Linked DNA regions of Homo sapiens: all the other regions are linked to region 2. A link is a contact called in ENCODE Hi-C or POLR2A ChIA-PET data. All regions are on one chromosome and are shown on one strand. The core of a region is the stretch at or near the end of the contact, and the rest is flanking DNA. Distances in the headings are between cores, read along the strand shown.

Evidence for each region. A loop is a pair of places that touch in the nucleus more often than their neighbours do. ChIA-PET counts read pairs that join two places held with the same protein, here RNA polymerase II (POLR2A). Pooled maps may share reads with other maps.
Region 1: a pooled map shows a loop between it and region 2 (2.9-fold over the local background). The contact joins the promoter of MXRA7 here to the promoter of PRPSAP1 in region 2. A Hi-C loop is called at or near these places in 2 of 37 single-sample maps with no recorded cell type and 5 of 50 pooled maps. POLR2A ChIA-PET finds 5 or more read pairs at or near these places in 6 of 52 experiments (A673, CD8-positive, alpha-beta memory T cell, HEK293 and 3 more).
Region 3: a loop to region 2 is called in a pooled map, with 4 times the contacts of the local background. The contact joins the promoter of TRIM47 here to the promoter of PRPSAP1 in region 2. A Hi-C loop is called at or near these places in 5 of 50 pooled maps. POLR2A ChIA-PET finds 5 or more read pairs at or near these places in 6 of 52 experiments (GM12878, SK-N-SH, WTC11 and 3 more).
Region 4: a pooled map shows a loop between it and region 2 (2.6-fold over the local background). The contact joins the enhancer-like site here to the promoter of PRPSAP1 in region 2. A Hi-C loop is called at or near these places in 1 of 50 pooled maps. POLR2A ChIA-PET finds 5 or more read pairs at or near these places in 8 of 52 experiments (A549, GM12878, HEK293 and 4 more).

What each region holds. Positions count from the first base shown.
Region 1 is chr17:76,708,673-76,712,908 of GRCh38, forward strand. MXRA7 (matrix remodeling associated 7) reads right to left here and starts at 2,293. Exons shown (of 4, transcript NM_198530.4): 1 at 1,933-2,293. The coding sequence starts at 2,274. It also overlaps a transcript of JMJD6 not described here. RefSeq lists a silencer at 2,315-2,524.
Region 2 is chr17:76,352,281-76,356,548 of GRCh38, forward strand. PRPSAP1 (phosphoribosyl pyrophosphate synthetase associated protein 1) reads right to left here and starts at 1,636. Exons shown (of 10, transcript NM_002766.3): 1 at 1,254-1,636. The coding sequence starts at 1,423. RefSeq lists enhancers at 693-752, 1,602-2,466, 1,713-1,982 and a silencer at 1,113-1,432.
Region 3 is chr17:75,877,331-75,882,084 of GRCh38, forward strand. It overlaps TRIM47 (tripartite motif containing 47), which reads right to left and starts at 1,251. Exons shown (of 6, transcript NM_033452.3): 1 at 544-1,251. The coding sequence starts at 1,218. It also overlaps a transcript of TRIM65 not described here. RefSeq lists enhancers at 1-625, 626-1,541 and silencers at 386-565, 576-955, 1,086-1,435.
Region 4 is chr17:75,995,732-76,000,112 of GRCh38, forward strand. All of the region lies in intron 3 of TEN1 (TEN1 subunit of CST complex), which reads left to right. The region is part of intron 3 of TEN1-CDK3 (TEN1-CDK3 readthrough (NMD candidate)); the gene reads left to right. LOC124904061 (a long non-coding RNA gene) reads right to left here. Exons shown (of 2, transcript XR_007065911.1): 1 at 4,074-4,381; 2 at 2,941-3,905. Among named protein-coding and RNA genes, the nearest start is that of CDK3, 2.9 kb to the right of the region's middle. RefSeq lists enhancers at 1,566-1,645, 1,816-1,865. Within about 2 kb of position 1,645, at least 21 of the 41 ENCODE cell types and tissues checked have a DNase peak (open chromatin) inside an H3K27ac peak, as active enhancers do; they include GM12878, where a contact is called at or near this core.

The DNA of each region.
Region 1 (4,236 bases), core at 1,043-3,542, 360 kb after region 2:
GGAGTGGGTGGGATGACACAATATCTGTGTCCCCACAGCACCTGGCTTAATGTTTGCAGGCAGGAGTTTTGGGGGAGCTTTGGCCAGCTCAGGAAGGCCTGGGGACTTGAACCCAAAGGGGAAGGGCACTGACTTCAATTGAATTCTCCTGTGGGGTGGGTTCTCTCTGGAGGGTGCCTTAGCGGGAGGACAGACACAAGCCTCAAGTCATCCTCACTGGCACCTATGTCATGGGGGCTGCCTGGCACGCGAACCCCCATACTGCCTTGTCCTTCAGAGCACCCATTCAGCTTCAGAGGACGTGCATTCACCCAGACAGTGGCAAATTATGCGAGTGGCCCTATTTAAACACCACTGAACCTATTCCTGTAGGTACCATGTGCTGAGAGCCGAAAGCCTTGTAGAAAGTTCTTTAAGCGCTGTGCCCCACAGGATTGAGCTAAGACAGGGCGCCGCTAAAGGACATTTTGCACTTCAGTCCAGAGCCTGGTGTGGGTGATAAAGGGCCAGCCCTGTAAGGCCAGGACTGACTGAGTGTGCATGACGGCTCCAGAACTGTCTAAAGGCCTCTCCTGCTCCCGCGAGACCTCGATGGAGGCAGGAATCCCAAATATGGGAGCAAACACAACAGATCAGCACATGTCCAAACCGCGCCCCCTCCACCATCACCGCGTGAGGTCTGGAAGCCCACCCCAAGCAAGAACGGCAGGGCCTGCCCCTGCTCCACCCCATTAAATGTGGCTGGTTAGAATCCTCTCTAATGACACAATTAGTCACCCACTTGTCAAGCAAAGCGCCTGCTCAGAGGGGGTCTGGCGCACTTACTCAGCAAAGAGAAATGCCTCTGAGCACAGCCTGGCTGCCTCCTCCTCCCCCGAAGGGCTTCTCTCCAGGGTAAACCATTGTGTCCAGCACAGGACAGAGTGGGCACGCAGACACGCAGGCACGCTGACAATGCGCATCCCGGCTCTCCTCCCTTCCAAGAAAAGGAGCTCAGGGGTAAGAACAAGGGATTACAATCCGACTCGGAGACCCTGGCGGTGGCCTGGACCGGCCAAGCGTGGTGAACTCCAGGGAACATGGGCACACAGTGTAGGGGCTGGGATGAGTGGATGAGGGAAATCCGACTCCTCTCAGATATCCACAGGCAGGACAAGGTGGCCAAGGCCGAGCTGATGGACAGCATGGCGGGAGGCCTGGGGCAGAGGCAGGGAGGGCCGCTTTGGGGTGCTCACTGGTGCTCCAGGAGGGCTTTATCCTGCATCTTCACTCCATCCAGGCCCAGCTTACCTACAACCCGGGGGAGTGGGGGTAGGAGGGTGTTAGATGTGTAGCTTGAAAACGACAATAAAAAGGACTGCTGGGATCGGGTGCCTTTTCTTTCAGTCCCAGCCCACGGGCTTCACAAAACGCCACAGCACTGACTCTGAAATCTGGACTTCAAATTGGCTGAAAAAGAAAAGCCAGCTTTCCTCCCTCGCCCCCCGAAAGTCCTACTTTTTAAACATCAAGATAACTCTCATGGCAGGCCTGGAAATAAGCCACAGGCACGTGGATTTGGGAACCGGTGGGCGGGAGGGGTCAGAAGTGGGTGAGGAGCAAAATTCCAAGCCCTGGTCCCGAGGCCTGGGAGCCAGCAGCTGCGGAGCACGCCCTGGGCTGGGAGAGGCCGAGGGGAGGGGAGAGCAAAACACCTCCAAACAAACTCCTTCGGGCTCGCCCCTCGCCACACTTTCTGGGGGAGGGCGGCGAGTTTGCGGGGCTGCGGCTTAGCATGGCGGGACCTGCATTTCCTGCGGGCCGCGGGTTCTGCGCTTCCTGGGGGCAGCCTGGGCTGGAGGCCGCGGCCCCGCTCCCTGGCTCGGCGGGGAACGGCAGCGGCAGCCGGAGCCCCGGGGGTGGGGAGGGGGCCGCGAGGGCCCCGGTGCGTACCTGCCTCGCCTCCACCGCCTGCTCCTCCGCCTCCGCTGGCGCCGCCGCGGGATCCCCTGGCCCTTCGGGCTCCCCCGGTCCCGCAGGCTCCCCGAGCTCCCCCAGCCCCGCGGGCTCTCCAGGCTCCTCCGGCCCCGCGGGCGAGGCCGCCGGCTCGGGGGCGCAGGGGCGGGACGGCGCCGGGGCCCCGGTGGCCTCGGCCGGGGGCGCGGGTTCCGGGGGCGCGCGGGCAGGCTCCGGGCTCGCGGCCGCCCCACGCCGCACCAGTAGCCAGGCGAGCAGAAGGGCCAGCGCGGTGGCCAGCGCAGGCAGCGCGGCCAGTAGCTCGGCCGGCGCCTCCATCGCGCCGCGGCCGCCGAGTGCGGGCCAGCTGGGACCCCGAGGGAGCCCGCCGCGCCCCGTCGCCGCGCCCGGTCGCCGCGCCCCGCCTCGGGGCGGAGCCCCCATCGCCGCGCCCCGCCCCCGCCCCCTCCGGCCCCGGGAGGGTGACGCACAGGCTGCGGGCGGGGGTGTTGAGGGGGCAGAGCCCTGACCACCTGGGAGGCACAGGAGGGCCAACCCCTGCCCGGCCTGGGCAGCCTTGACGCTTTGGGGCACAATTTAGCTCAGGTTCAATTTGAAATACTGTATGAGGTGCCCTTAGGTTGTCATCTTTGGCCTTAGTACGGCGGTTCGTCTTAGAGCATTTTGGAAATGTGGGAATGCAGAGAGACAAGCAAACCCGGGAAGCTTCATGGAAACGGCAGCCTGGATTGGCTTGTAAAGCAATCATAATGCCGGATTACGTTCAGCCACTGCCGTTTTTATAGGCATGTCAGGAGTTGCTTTTAATCCTCAGGGTTGCCTTAATGCACTTTCACAGAGGACATCTCCAGATCCCGGCCAGTGAATGCTCCCTTCGGAGCTGAGGCCAGCAGCCTTCAACACAGGCCTCCCTGTTAACAGTAACATGGCTCCCCCGCCCCTAGACCTGAAATTCAGCTGCAGGTCCTTGGTCAACGCTATTCCTCTTACCAGACTTTCTTCTTTGCACAATTCCAGAATGCATGCAGGGTGGGAGGGTACAATGAAGGAAATGAAGGCTATTGTTTTTGTTTCTCCAGATCCTCCCAGGCCTCTGTTGCTGAACAGTGGATTTTGAGATAAACACGTTGTAACCAAAAACATACTTTCCTACCACTCCCCACCCACTCTTTAGTTATTTTAAATAAACACAGGACGGGCATGTCAGGTATCACGCCAAACATAAGGCCTAATGTTAAAAAAAACACGGTTCCAGTTTTTGCTGAGGATGCCTTTAATACTTTTTTGGGAATATTACAGTGCCTGAGCTGATCTGTGATATAAACCAGATATTAGATGGAGTGCTTCTTTTTAAATGAAGATACACAAACGAGACCCCTCAGCAACAGGGAGAGCTGAATTCTGCTGCACTGCACGATATTAAGCGGGCCATGCACTTCCTTTTAGTGGTGGTTGATGAAAAGAGCCTATAAACTATAAAATGTGAAATAGGCTTTATCTACGGGCGACTAGCTTTTAACCACTGTGGAAGTTTCAGCCAGTGTATGGGCCTATTTTTTTTCTTTTGAGATGGAGTCTTATTCTGTTGCCCAGGCTGGAGTGCAGTGGCGCAATCGCGGCTCACTGCAACCTCCACCTCCCGGGTTCAAGCGAAACTCCCACCTCAGCCTCCTGAGTAGCTGGGATTACAGGCGCCCACCACCATGCCCGGCTAATTTTTTTCTGTTTTTAGTAGACAGGGTTTCACCGTGTTGGCCAGACTGGTCTTGAACTCCTGACCTCAGGCAATCTGCCTGCCTCAGCCTCCCAAAGTGTTGGGATTACAGGCGTGAGCCTCCGCGCCCAGCCAATTTTTTTTTTTTTTTTTTAAAGAGACAGGGTCTTTCTTTCTTTTTTTTTTTTTAAAGAGACAGGGTCTCACTATGTTGCCCAGGCTGGAGTGCAGTGGCTATTCACAGGCATGATCATAGCTTTCTGCAGCCTCGACATCCTGGGCTCAAGTGATCCTCCTGCCTTAGCCTCTTGGGCAGCTGGGATTACAGGTGTGCATCAATGCTCCTGGCCCAGGGCCTTAATTTTGTGCTCCATCCCATTGTTTTAAAGTGTAAATACATTTTTTTAAAGTCCTGTTCTGCTGACAAAGTACATTGTTGACTTTCAAATGAGTAAGAAAGAAAATAAGGACAAAACAATGCCAAAAACACAACTCCAAATCATGTTGCTTTATTTAAAATGATGAACAAGTTTCACCCAAGTGAAAGTTTAAAATACCAACCCAAT
Region 2 (4,268 bases), core at 386-2,885:
ATGTAGAAAGGGCATATAAGGCTCCTCCTTTATATCAGAGCTCTGGGATTCTCCAAAAGAGCCAACTAGAAAAGAGGCCATTTCACCGGGCGCGGTGGCTGAAGCCTGTAATCCCAGCACTTTGGGAGGCCGAGGCGGGCGGATCACGAGGTCAGAAGATCGAAACCATCCTGGCTAACACGGTGAAACCCAGTCTCTACTAAAAATACAAAAAATGAGCCGGGTGTGGTGGCGGGTGCCTGTAGTCCCAGCTACTTGGGAGGCTGGGGCAGGACAATGGCGTGAACCCGGGAGGCGGAGCTTGCAGTGAGCCGAGATCTCGCCACTGCACTCCAGCCTGGGTGACAGAGCGAGACTCCGTCTCAAAAAAAAAAAAAAAAAAAAAAAGAAAAGAAAAAGAAAAAGAAAAGAGGCCACTTAGTAAACAACTATTCAGAGGGCCACTATGAGCCCCTACTCTGCTAGAACCAGATACTACTTCTACATTATCCCGATCATACAATATTCTCAACCATGCCCATTTCACAGATGAGGTTCAGGGAAATCAAGTCTCTTGCCCACTGACACAGAGCTAGTAAGTGGCAAGGCTGGGAGGGCATCTCAGAGCTGTCAGACCCCAAAGGCGACTTAAGACCAGGGGCTTGGTTGGGTTAAAGACACAAATGACTGATCTTATCCCAAGCTGATTTACAAAGCAGGGTCAGGCCTGTCATTTCTACCACCAGCTCCGGCCCATCTGCCTCCCTGGAATTGCCTTCTTCGCACTGCCAGTCCCCACACCTTTGCTCTGCGACCGCACCTGCCGCGTCGGATCCCCCAACTCACAACCACGCCCGCGGGTCTCACTGCAGTGAGACTTGAGAGTGGCGGCGGTCAGATTCCCAGGTCAACTCCAGCCGTGGGAAAGGAAGCCAAGCCCTGAGCCCCTTTCCCCAAGACACGCACTCCGGGGCTCCAGAAAGCTCGGCCCGCCCCGGGGTGTGGGACTGCGGAGACGAAAGGCAGGCAGGCCGCGGACCCAGTCACGGGGCGGGGGGCTGAGGTCACCGAGAGTCCGCCCCAAGCCTCCCAGCTGCAAAACCGGGGAGCGGGGGGCGGTATCCGTCACCTCCAAGCTTTGTCCGGCTGGGAAGGCCCGCGCCTCCCGCCCCAGGTGCAGGAGGTGGGGCGGGTGGAGGGGAGCGGGTCCCTCCGGGCGCGAAGGAGAGCTAGGCGCCGCCGCCCCCGGCCCGGCCCTCCCACCGCCCCCTTACTCTGTGATGCGCTTGGCCAGCTCCGTGCAGGCGGCCGTGGAGTTGGCCGAGAAGACTCGGTAGCCGGTGCGAGCGGCGTTCATGGCCGGCGGGGGAACGGGGCGGGCGCGCGGGACGCGGAAAGCCGAGGACGCGGAGGGCGGGGGCAACAGCAGCAGCTTCTTGGGCATCGTCCGGCCCGCGGCGCGGTTACGACCGGCCCCGCGCGGGGCTGCACTCTGAGTGCTTCCGACTGCGAGACCCCGGTTTGGGTGGGGAAGGCGCTGAGAAACTCGGCGCAAGCGGGGAGAGCTCCGAGGTCCGTGCCCTTGCGCACCCCACACCACTGACTACAGCGGCCGAGCCTTCGCAGCGCCCGGCGCCGCCGCCTCAGAGCCAGAGGCAAGGCCACCGCCCCCTCCGGGCATCCGAAGAGCGTCGGCTAGAGCGCCCTCAGGCCGCCATCTCGGATGAGGGCAGGGAGCCTGGCGACTCTCTAAAAGCCTGTTCTTCCGAGGGGCATGTCACAGGTTCGCCCCGCCCCTGCTTTGACCGCTTCCACGGGAGCTCTTTCGGTCTCACTTTCTTGGGAGGAGCAGCCTACCTCGGTAGTGGCCCCAGGTGTTTCCAACTTTTTGGCCAGGACCCAACATGTCCGCCTCCGAGGAGGTATACGATCTAGCTCTGCATGTCTATGGTAGCACAGCGCCCGCCCCACGAGGCGCGTGCGCCGGCCGGAGATTAATTTGAAAAGTAGAGGGCGGGGGTTCTTTCCAGCTGGTTGACCGCAGTACTGAAGCGGCCAAAAAGTGGTCTTCTCCTGAGCCTGATCTTTCAGGCGTTTCCGAACAGATCCCCAACCCTGTGTCTGCGTGTAAGGCAAGGTTCCCTGAACGTGCCAAAGGCCCTCTTGCCGGTATTCGCTTTCAATCAAAAAAGCCCTCCTTCTCCTCTTTCCATATGCGCCACCCCTCCGAGACCCACTCGCGATGCGTCTGTTCCACAGTCTTTCTGGTGACCTCAACCACAGTAAGCCGCCCGGCCCGCGGGACTGTGCCACACGTAGATGCTTGCATTTTTTAAATTTTTGTTGTTGTTGTTATTGTTTTGATGCTTGCATATTTATGTACCTTTGCAAACATCTATTTTCCTAACTAGGATGTAACCCATTTTACGGCCACATCGTGAGTTCCTTTTTTTTTTTTTTAATTTTATTATTATTTATTTATTTTTTGAAATAGGGTCTCCCTCTGCCGCCCAGGCTGGAGTGCAGTGGCGCGATCACGGCTCACTGCAGCCTCTACCTCCCGGGCTCAAGCCATCCTCCTACCTCAGTCATTCAAAATGCCGACATTACAGGCCTCAGCCATCACGCCCCGCCAAGATCGTGTATTCCTGAGTGCTCCGTGTTACCCAGTGTATAGGGCAGTGTGTGGGCTCCAGAGGCCCGCAATCAGTACTTGTTGAAGTAGAAAGTAAAGCCCAGGGAAGCATTTGAGATCTCTAGTTATCAGCTGCACCAGAACTCGAGGGGAGGAGAGGTGCCTCTCACATTGACAGTACCATCTTCTGAGAATGTCCTTTAGAGACTCTGCTTGTGGTGACATTGGGCTTGAGGGAGCAGTAGATTGTGACTCAGCATGTCGTGAAGGACCACAAGTCTGAAGCTACAGGATTTGGAAGTTGAGCTGCCCTGAGCCTGCAGCAGCCTGGCCCCTATTCCAATAGCTCTCTAGAAAAAAAAAAAAAAAAAAAAAGGACAGTGGGTGCACAGCCTAGGCCAAATTATTTAACCACTGCACACATGTCCAGCTCACAGACCCTGACAAAAACCTTGTTACCTTCTTAAAAAAAAGGGGGAATGGGATAGGTGCAGTAGCTCATGCCTGTAATCCCAGCACTTTGGGAGGCCGAGGCGGATGATAGTTTGAGGTCAGGAGTTCAAGACCAGCCTGGGCAACATGGCGAAACCCAATCTGTACTAAAAATACAAAAATTAGCCAGGTGTTGGCTGAGCGTGGTGGCTCACTCCTTTAATCCCAGCACTTTGGGAGGCTGAGGTGGGTGGATCACCTGAGGTCAGGAGTTTGAGACAAGCCTGGCCAAGGTGGCAAAACACTGTCTCTACTAAAAATGCAAAAATTAGGCTGGGCACGGTGGCTCATGCCTGTAATCCCAGCACTTTGGGAGGCTATGGTGGGTGGATCACGAGGTCAGGAATTCGATACCAGCCTGGCCAACATGGTGAAACCCTGTCTCTACTAATAATACAAAAAATTAGCCAGATGTGGCCGGGCGCGGTGGCTCACGCCTGTAATCCCAGCACTTTGAGAGGCTGAGGCGGGCGGATCACAAGGTCAGGAGATCGAGACCATCCTGGCTAACACGGTGAAACCCCATCTCTACTAAAAATACAAAAAATTAGCCGGGCGCAGTGGCGGGCGCCTGTAGTCCCAGCTACTCGGGAGGCTGAGGCAGGAGAATGGCGTGAACCCGGGAGGCGGAGCTTGCAGTGAGCTGACATTGTGCCACTGAACTCCAGCCTGGACGACCGGGCGAGGGCGCGACTCTGTCTCAAAAAAAAAAAAAAAAAATCAGCCAGATGTGGTGGCGCGGTGGCACACACCTGTAATCCCACCTACTCAAGAGGCTGAGGCAGGAGAACCGCTTGAGCTCGGGAGGCGGAGGTTGCAGTGAGCTGAGATCAGGCCACTGCACTCCATCCTGGGCAACACAGCAAGACTCCATCTCTCTCTCATACACACACACACACACACACACACACACACACACACAATTAGCCAGGTGTGGTGGCAGGCAACTGTAATCCCAGTTACTTGGGAGGCTAAGGCAGGAGAATCGCTTGAACCTGGGAGGCGGAGGTTGTAGTGAGCCGAGATTGTGCCAGCCTGGGCAACAGAGTGAGACCTCCTCTCAAAAAAAAAAAAAAAAAAAAAAAACAGGTTGGGCACGGTGGCTCACGCCTGCAATCCCAGCACTTTGGGTGGCCGAGGTGGGCAGATCACGAGGTCAGGA
Region 3 (4,754 bases), core at 1-2,500, 480 kb before region 2:
CAGAGGCGCCAAGACCGGGCTGGAGGCCAAAGGAAACTGGGGGCGGGAGGTAGAGGCCGCGGCTCACATGCTCCCACCACTGGCCCCCGGAACAGCTGGACAGAGAATCTGTGTGCCCGGTCGCCCTCTGCCGCCCTCCTGCCGCCTGCCACACCCATCGAAAGCTGCTGCCTCAGCCCAGGGCAAATCTGAGCTGAGACCGGCGTGACCCTCCGGGCGGGAGCAGCAGCCACGCTACCGGAACCCCGCGGGCCTAACCCGGCTCCCTCCCGCCTACACCCCCATAGACCCCGGCCCGGCTTCAGGTCCCCTGCCCGCTCTTCGCGTCCTTGTCCTGTTCTCACGTCCCTCCTTCCTCCCTTCCCATCTCCATCACCGCCAGCAGATGACCTTGTCAAGGCTGGAAGGGACCGCAAAGATCCTCAGGTTAGAGGAGGAGATTAAGACCCAACCCGGGAAGACTGGGGGGTCCAAGGTCCTCGGCCCGCTCGCGCGCGGTCGGTCACCAGCCCCGGCTCACCCGAGTGTGCCCCCGGAGCCCACCTCCTGAAGCGCGCGCTCCTGCTCCAGCGGCACCAGCTCGTGGCCGCGGTGCTCCTGTGCGGCGCAGGCCTCGCACAGACACACGCGCTCCGCGCGGCAGTAGCGCTCGAGCGGCCGTAGGTGGCGCGGGCACAGGCTCTCCTCTAGCCGGCGCAGCGGCGGCACCAGGCGGTGTCCGCGGAGGGCGGGGCTGCGCTCGTGCGGGCCCAGGTGCGCGGGGCAAAAGGAGGCGAGGCAGGAGAGGCAGGACAGCGCGGCGGGCAGGGCCGCGCCCTCGGGGCACGCGTCGCAGCGCACTGGCTCTTCGCCCGCGGGCCACGGCTCGGGAGCGCAGGGGGCCGACGGCTCCGGGACACTGGGCAGCGCGCTGGGTGCCGAGGGCTCCGGGGCCAGGGCAGGGGCCGGGCCGGGGCCGGACCCGGGGCCCGAGCCCTGGCGGAGCTGCAGCAGCTCGGACAGCGTGTGGTTCTTGCGGAGCTGAAGGCCGTCGGGGAAGGGCTCCTGGCACAGCGGGCAGCGGGCCGCGCCTCCGGGTCCGCCGGCTCCACTCGCGCCACGATGCGGCCAGAGCGCGCCCAGGCAGGCGAGACAGAAGTTGTGGCCGCAGGGCAGCGTCACCGGCTCCCGGAGTGGCTCTAGGCAGATGGGGCAGCTGAAGGGTCCACTGCCGTCCATGACTCCGCGGCCGCCCAGGGCGCCGCCGATTGTGCTCCGGCCTGGGAGGGACCCGGGCCGTTCGCGCCGCGGCACCTCCCCCTGGGACCTAGGCCAGGGCTCCGGCCCCCGCCCGCCCCCAGCTCGGCCCGCCCCGCAGCACCGCCCGCCTGCGGGCCCGCGGACTCCCAGTCCCCGCCCAGACAACGCAGGGAGGCCTCCGAGCCCGCGCGACCCCCAGGGGAGTCCGCGTGGTCCTAAGGAAGGGCGCTGCTGAAAGGGTGTGAAACTGAGTGAGCGCGGGCGGAGAACGCGAGAGGTACAGTGGAAGGAATGGGAAGGACTCAGCCTCCATCCCTCTGGTCCTTCTGGGCCAGGCCAGCGCTCCGCAGGGGCTGGGCGCGTCTAGCTGTGTCATGCCTGCACCTTTGCGCTCGACCCCTCCCTGGCACCCTTAGCAAAGTTCCTGAGCTGCTGACTGCAGAGAAAAATAACTGCTGATGTACATATGTTTTTGCCCCTTAGCGACTCTTTTTTTTTTTTTTTTTGAGACAGAGTTCCTCTCTTGTCGCCCAGGCTGGAGTGCAGGGGCGCTATCTCGGCTCACTGCAACCTCCGCCTCCCGGATTCAAGTGATTCTCCTGCCTTAGCCTCCCAAGTAGCTGGAATTATAGGCGCTTGCCACCACACCAGGCAAATTTTTGTATTTTTTTGTAGAGACGGAGTTTCACCTTGTCCAGGCTGGTCTTGAACTCGTGACCTCAGGTGATCCACCTGCCTCGGCCTCCCAAAGTGCTGGGATTACAGGCGTGAGCCACAGCGCCCAGCTCCTTTAGCGACTCTTTACCCCAAGTAGGGAACTTGGACTTTTCTAGACCTGAAATGGGAAGTTGACGTCATTCCCTAAGTCCCTTGTCTGAGGAATGTAGTTCTGGCCCCTGGACACTGGGGACACCTGTGGTGGGGTTGGGGGTTCCCCAACTGGAAGTATTTAAAGCTCATCTAATTATGCACTTAAAGTGGTGCGTTTTATTGTATGAGTTATATCTCAATAATGTTAAGTTAAAACACTACACCAGAATGACAACAAAATAAGTAAAGTAGCACTGATTATAACCCAAAGTGTAAAATAAACATCTATGAGTCCATGCCGATATAAATAAATAATAAATTAACAAGCTGGGGAGAACAGACATATTTCGCATTGAAAATTCCAAATAATGTTTTTTTATTTTTATTTTTTTAGATGGAGTTTCGCTCTTGTCGCCCAGGCTGGAGTGCAGTGGCGCAATCTCAGCTCACTGCAACCTCTGTCTCCTGGGTTCAAGCGATTCTCCCTCCTCGGACTCTTGAGTAGCTGGGATTACAGGCGCCCGCCACCACATTTGGCTAATTTTTGTATTTTTAGTAGAGACGGGGTTTCACCATGTTGGCCAAGCTGGTCTCGAACTGCTGACTTCAGGTGATCCACCCGCCTCGGCCTCCCAAAGTGCTGGGATTACAGACATGAGCCACCGCACCCAGAGATATCTGTAATTTTGGTTAGTGACAAAGTCACAGGTAACTGCTCATACCACTCTGGTGTATTCTCTCCATTTGGAATAGAAAGAAATGCTGTGTTTCAGTAAGGTGCTGCAGCGTGGCTTCCTTCTGCAGGATCTGAGGGAGACTCTGTCCTGGGCGTCTGTCCCAGCTTCTGGTACTGGCTGGCAATTCTTGGCGTTCCTTGGCTTGTAGCTGTAAGATGCGCTCTAATATCAGTCTCTGTTGTCATTTGCCTTTTCTCTGTGTCTGTGTTCAAATGTCCTTTTTTTTTTTTTTTTTAGGGAGTCTTGCTCTGTTGCCCACTCAAACTGCTGGGCTCGAGTAATCTGCCTGCCTCAGCCTCCCAAAGTGCTAGGATTACAGGCGTGAGCCACTGTGCCCGGTGCCCATTTCCTCTTATCAGGACACCAGTTGTTGGATTAGGGCACGCTCTACTCCAGTATGCCCTCATCTTAACTCAGTCACATCTGAAAATACTCTATTTCCAAATAAGGTCACAGCCACAGGTCCTGGGGGTTAGGATCCGAATACGTCTTTTTCAGGGAACAGGATTCAACCTATAACAGTGCATAAGTAAGGAAATGTTGGAGAGAGGCCCAGGCCCAAATGTGCTAGAGGTCATGCATGTCCCCCGGTGTTCCTGGCCCTCTCTGTGTTCCAGGACCCTGGCCCTTCCCTAAACCTCAGCACACACTGCTGCTTGTCCCACACCCAAACCCTTGTCCACCTCTCCCACCGGGTCTGCATTCCTGCCTCTGTTTCCCCAGCTCTCTAGGCTTGGGGGGTGGGAAAATACCCTCAGGTCCCCTGAGACCAGACTAGAAATGTTCAGAAGGCACTTCATGAGTTCAGAGCTAAAGAGGAGAAAACACAAGCAAAAGAGCACAAATGTGCCGGGTGTGGTGGCTCACGCCTGGAATCCCAGGACTTTGGGAGGCTGAGGCGGGCGGATCACTTGAGGTCACGAGTTCCAGACCAGCCTGGTTAACATGGCGAAACCCCATCTCTACTAAAAATACAAAAAAATTAGCCGGGCGTGGTGGTGCACACACTTGTATTCCCAGCTACTCGGGAGTCTGAGGCAGGAGAATCGCTTGAACCAAGGAGGCAGAGGTTGTGCCACTGTACTCTCCAGCCTCGGTGACACAGCGAGACTCCATCTCAAAAAAAAAAAAAAAAAAAAAAGAAAAGAAAAGAAGAAAGAAAGAAGGAGGGACCCAGCCTCTTGGGGAGGGAGCTGGCTCTCCAGGCACTCAGGAACCCCTGTCTTAGTGTGTCTGGGCTGCTATCCCAGAACACCAGAGACTGGGTGGCTTATACACAACAGACACTCCTCACAGTTCTGGAGGCTGGAAGTCTGCGATCACGGTGACAGCACAGTCAGGGTTCCAGTGAGAGCTGCTTCCTGGGTTGTAGATGGCTGCCTTCCCACTGTGTCCTCACATGGCCAAGAGACAGCCAGAGAGCCTTTGGGGCCCCTTGGACAAGGGCACTCATGCCATGAATGAGGCTCCGCCCACCTGAAGACCCCACCTCCTAGGACCATCACCTTAGGGGTCAGGATCTCAACACATCAATTCTGAGGGTACACACACATTCAGACTGTTGCAACTCCAAGTGCCAAAAGAGCGGTGCAATCTGCTCCTGGGGGCTCCATGGGAAAGGCTGGGGAACTGTGGAAGTGGCATTTGAGCTGGGCTTTCACAGACTGCCAGGACTCAGGCGGGCAGAGACTGGGGTGGGAAAAGACCTTCCGGGCAGAGGGAGTAGCAGAGGGAGCCGGCCTGGGTGTGTCTGATTTGGCAGGAGGGTGGGTAATGAGTTCCATACATTGGTTTCCACCAAGAGCACTAGAGCACTTGATCAGGACTATCACTTGTTTGCCAAGCCCCAGGAGCGGTTGGGAGGCCCAGGCATCAGTGCCACCCTGCTCCGTGGCTTTGGTGCCCAGGCTGCCTGGGTTTGGTGAGGCCACAAACCTGCCTGGTTCTGGAAGGAGGGGGTGCCTTTCC
Region 4 (4,381 bases), core at 395-2,894, 360 kb before region 2:
CCACAAGCCCTTGCCATGCATCCTCTGCCTTCTGCTTTTCTCTCACTGCACCCCTGCACTTTGCCCTCAGAAACCTTCCTTGTGTGGCTGGGCTCAGGAGCTCACTAATCTAGCATGTTCGGAGGCTGAGGTGGGAGGATCACTTGAACCCAGGAGTTTGAGACCAACCTGGGCAACGCAGAGAGACGCCATCTCTACAAAAATGAAAATATTAGTGGGGTGTGGTGGCTTGTGCTTGTAGTCCCAGCTACTTGGGAGGCTGAGGCAGGAGGATGGCTTGAGGCAGGAGTTCGATGCTGCAGTGAGCTATGATCATGCCACTGCACTCCAACCTGGGTGACAAAATGAGACCCTGTTTCTAAAGAAAAAGAAAAGAGGCTGGGCACAGTGGCTCATGCCTGTAATCTCAGAACTTTTGGGAGGCTGAGGCTGGTGGATTACTTGAGTCCAGGAGTTCAAGACCAGCCTGGACGGCCGGGTGTGGTGGCTCACGCCTGTAATCCCAGCACTTTGGGAGGCCGAGGTGGGTGGATCACTTGAGGTCAGGAGTTCGAGACCGGCCTGACCAACATGGTGAAACCCTGTCTCTACAAAAAATACGAAATTAGCTGAGCGTGGTGGCACATGCCTGTAATCCCAGCTATTCAGGAGGCCAAGGCAGGAGAATCGCTTGAAACTGGGAGGCGGAGGTTGCAGTGAGCTGAGATCACACCATTGCACTCCAGCCTGGGTGACAAGAGCAAAACTCCATCTCAAAAAAAAATAATAATAATAACCAGCCTGGGTAACATGGTGAAACCCCGTCTCTACAAAAAATGCAAAAATTAGCAGGGTGCGTTGTTGCACACATGCCTGTAGTCCCAGCTACTGGGGAGGCTGAGGTGGGAGGATCACTTGAGCCAGGGAGGCAGAGATTGCAGTGAGCTGAGACTGTACCACTGTACTGCAGCCTGGGTGACAGAGTGAGACCCTGTCAAAAAAAAAAAAAAAAAGAGAGAGAGAAAGAAAGAAAAAGAAAGAAAAGAAAAGAAAGAGAAAAGAGAAGAGAAAGGGAGGGAGGGAAACCTTCCTGTGTGTCCCCTGTGCACCTCCCTCTTCGAGCATCCTTACAGCTCTGGGACTTGCCCAAACCTTTCTCCCCAAACCACACACCCACAGAGTCTGGAGCAGGGCCGGAGTTTCCCCGGCTCCTCGGGTGTGTCAGCATCACACATCCCTCCCTGTCTCCCTGCTGCCAACCAGTTCCACCACTGTGCACCTCTGCCCCAATTCCACCTCCCACGCCTGCTGCTGCACCTTGGACTTGTTTTCCTGAAATTGCATGCCATCCACTCTCCCTTCTACTTCTGCTGCGTCCCTCTTGCCCTATCAGGACCTGTGGACTCAGGACTCCCGGGCTTTCTCCCCCATCTCTCTTCCCCGTTGGGCCTCACTACCATTTCAGCCACTTTCCTGGCAGCTTCACTCCTGCCCCAAGACCCCAGCCTCCACCCTCCTGGTTCTGCCAACTGTTGAGTGCAGAAAGATCACAGAACTCCAAGGATTTGGAGCTCAATGATTTCAGGGGCTCACTGGCATTCCCCTGCTCTGCCTAGAAATCCTTCCTGTGTCCTGGCCACACCCCCCTCCCCGGCGCCACCACAGCTAGTCCAGAAATTCCCCTGCCTCACAAGAACCCACTTCCTCTCCTCCCCTGTCCCTCCCGGCTTATTGCTTTATGAGCCAGCTAGAATCGAGGCCACAGGCAGCCGTTCTTCCTCCTACCATCAGACACTGAAACGGCCACCGACCATCAGACACTGAAACGGCCACCGTTAGCTCCTTCCTCTAGTCTAAGAGGAAGCGGGGTCCCTCCTACCTAAGGGGTTACCACAGTTCTTCCCTGTCCACATATAAGGTGTTCAAGCCTCCTCTATATGGAAATAATAGTCTCAATGACAAGAAGTCATCTTCTACACTAGAGTCTGACCTACCTGCCCATGACCTTCCCTCCCTTTGCAGACAAACCTCCTAAAAGAACATCTGTGCTCCGTATAACCCCTTCCTCTTCCCAGGCCTCACCCCACTGCATTCTGACTGCTTTTTATAACCCAGGCCCTTCTTCTTTGCTCCAGGTTCTTAATCTTTTTTTTTTTTTCCTGAGATGGAGTCTCGCTCTGTCACCCAGGCTGGGAGTGCAGTGGCACGATCTCTGCTTACTGCAACCTCTGCTTCCTGGGTTCAAGCGATTCTGCCTCAGCCTCCCTAGTAGCTGGGATTACAGGTGCCCGCCACCACACCCAGCTAATTTTTGTCTTTTTAGTAGAGACAGGGTTTCACCATGTTGGCCAGGCTGGTCTTCAGCTCCTGACCTCAGGTGATCCGCCTGCGTCAGCCTCCCAGAGTGCTGGGATTACAGATGTGAGCCACTGCGCCTGGCCTTTTTCCTTTTTTTTTCCTTTTTTTTTTTTTTTTGAGACAGAGTCTCATTCTGTTTCCCAGGCTGGAGTGCAGTGGCGCAATCTTGGCTCACTGCGACATCCACCTCCCCGGTTCAAGTGATTCTCGTGCCTCAGCCTCCCAAGTAGTCGGGCCTGGGTAACTTTTGTATTTTTAGTAGAGACAGGGTTTTCGCTTGTTGGCCAGGCTGGTCTTGAGCTCCTGGCCTCAAGTGATCTGCTTGTCTTGCCCTCCCAAAGTGTTGGGATTACAGTGTTGGGAGCCACCGCGCCACGCCCCGATTCCTCTCTGACCTGTGTCAGCACTGGGGCTAACAGAAGCTGAGACACACAGGCAACCTCATGTTTCAAATGAGTTCATTGCCTAAGGGTAGCCTGTATAGACAGCTAGGCAGGATGACACCCTGAATTCTGCCCTCAGGCTGTGCTATAAATGACCTAGACTAGAGGAAAGGGCAGGCAGAGCCTTTATCTCAAACAGCGTCAAAAGAAAACAATGTAATAGCCTAGAACATTGAATCTATTTATTTACTTATTTTGAGACAGAGTCTCACTCTGTTGCCCAGGCTGGAGTGCAGTGGCTTGATCTCGGCTCACTGCAACGTCTGCCTCCCAGGTTCAAGCGATTCTCCTGCCTCAGCCTCCCGAGTAGCTGGGTTTACAGGTGCCAGCTACCACACCTGGCTAATTTTTGTATTTTTAGTAGAGACGGGGTTTTGCCGTGTTGGCCAAGCTGGTCATGAACTCCTGACCTCAGGTGATCCACCCATCTCGGAAATCTATTTATTAAAGTGCTCAGAGAGCAGAAAGAGCATGAGTGCAAAAAATTTTTTTAACTTTTTTTTTTCTCTTGCAAGCTATGACTGGGGAAAAAAGAAAGAAAAAAAAAATGTCAGCAATGCACAGTGGCTCACGCCTATAATCCATGCATGTTGGGAGGCCGAGGCGGGCAGATCACTTGACCCCAGGAGTTTGAAACCAGCCTGGGCAACATGGCGAGACCCCATCTCTACAAGAAATACAAAAATTAGCTGGGTGTGGTGGTGCGTCCCTGTAGTCCCAGCTCCTCAGGAAGCTGAGATGATCACCTGAGCCTGGGAGGTGGAGGCTACATTGAGCCATGATTGAGCCACTGCATTCCAGCCCAAGTGACAGAGCAACACCCTGTCTCAAAAAAAAAATTTTTTTTTTTAGGTGGAGTCTTGCTCTGTTGCCCAGGCTGGAGTGCAGTGGCGTGATCTTGGCTCACTGCAACCTCCACCTCCTGGGTTCAAGCAATTCTCCTGCCTCAGCCTTCCAAGTAGCTGGGATTACAGGCATGCACCACTACACGCGGCTAATTTTTGTATTTTTAGTAGAGATGGGGTTTCATCATGTTGGCCAGGCTGGTCTTGAACTCCTGACCTCAAGTGTTCCACATGCCTTGGCCTCCCAAAGTGCTGAGATTACAGGTGTGAGCCAGTTCACCTGTCAAAAGAAAGAAAATTTTTAAAAAGTCTCTCGGAGATGTCTTTCCTGTTTGGTGCCACCTGAATAGTGGCAAACCTTTCCATTATGTATCAGGTCACCACCGCATCTGCTAGAAGCCCCCCTCGTCCAGGGTGGGATGACCTGCTCCTATAAAGCCAAACTTACCGGGAGCTCAGTCTCTTGGATTTTTAAAATATGGGTGTCTCTTTTCCCCGGTTCCTGATGACATTGTGTCCCAAGGTGCCAAGGGGGCCTTTCCCTCAGTCCAGAGGGGTTTTCTGACCACCTGCTAAGTTCCAGACACGGGCCGACTGTGCATGACAGGCCCACGGTTCTAGGCCCAAATACTCAGTTGCCTTTGCCCCATATGCTGTTATTGTCCACATCACTTGCTGCCAAAACCCAGGACTGAGCTGTGGAGGGAACAGCTGGAATGCACCTTGGAGGACGTTGTTGACACGCCGCTCAGTCGC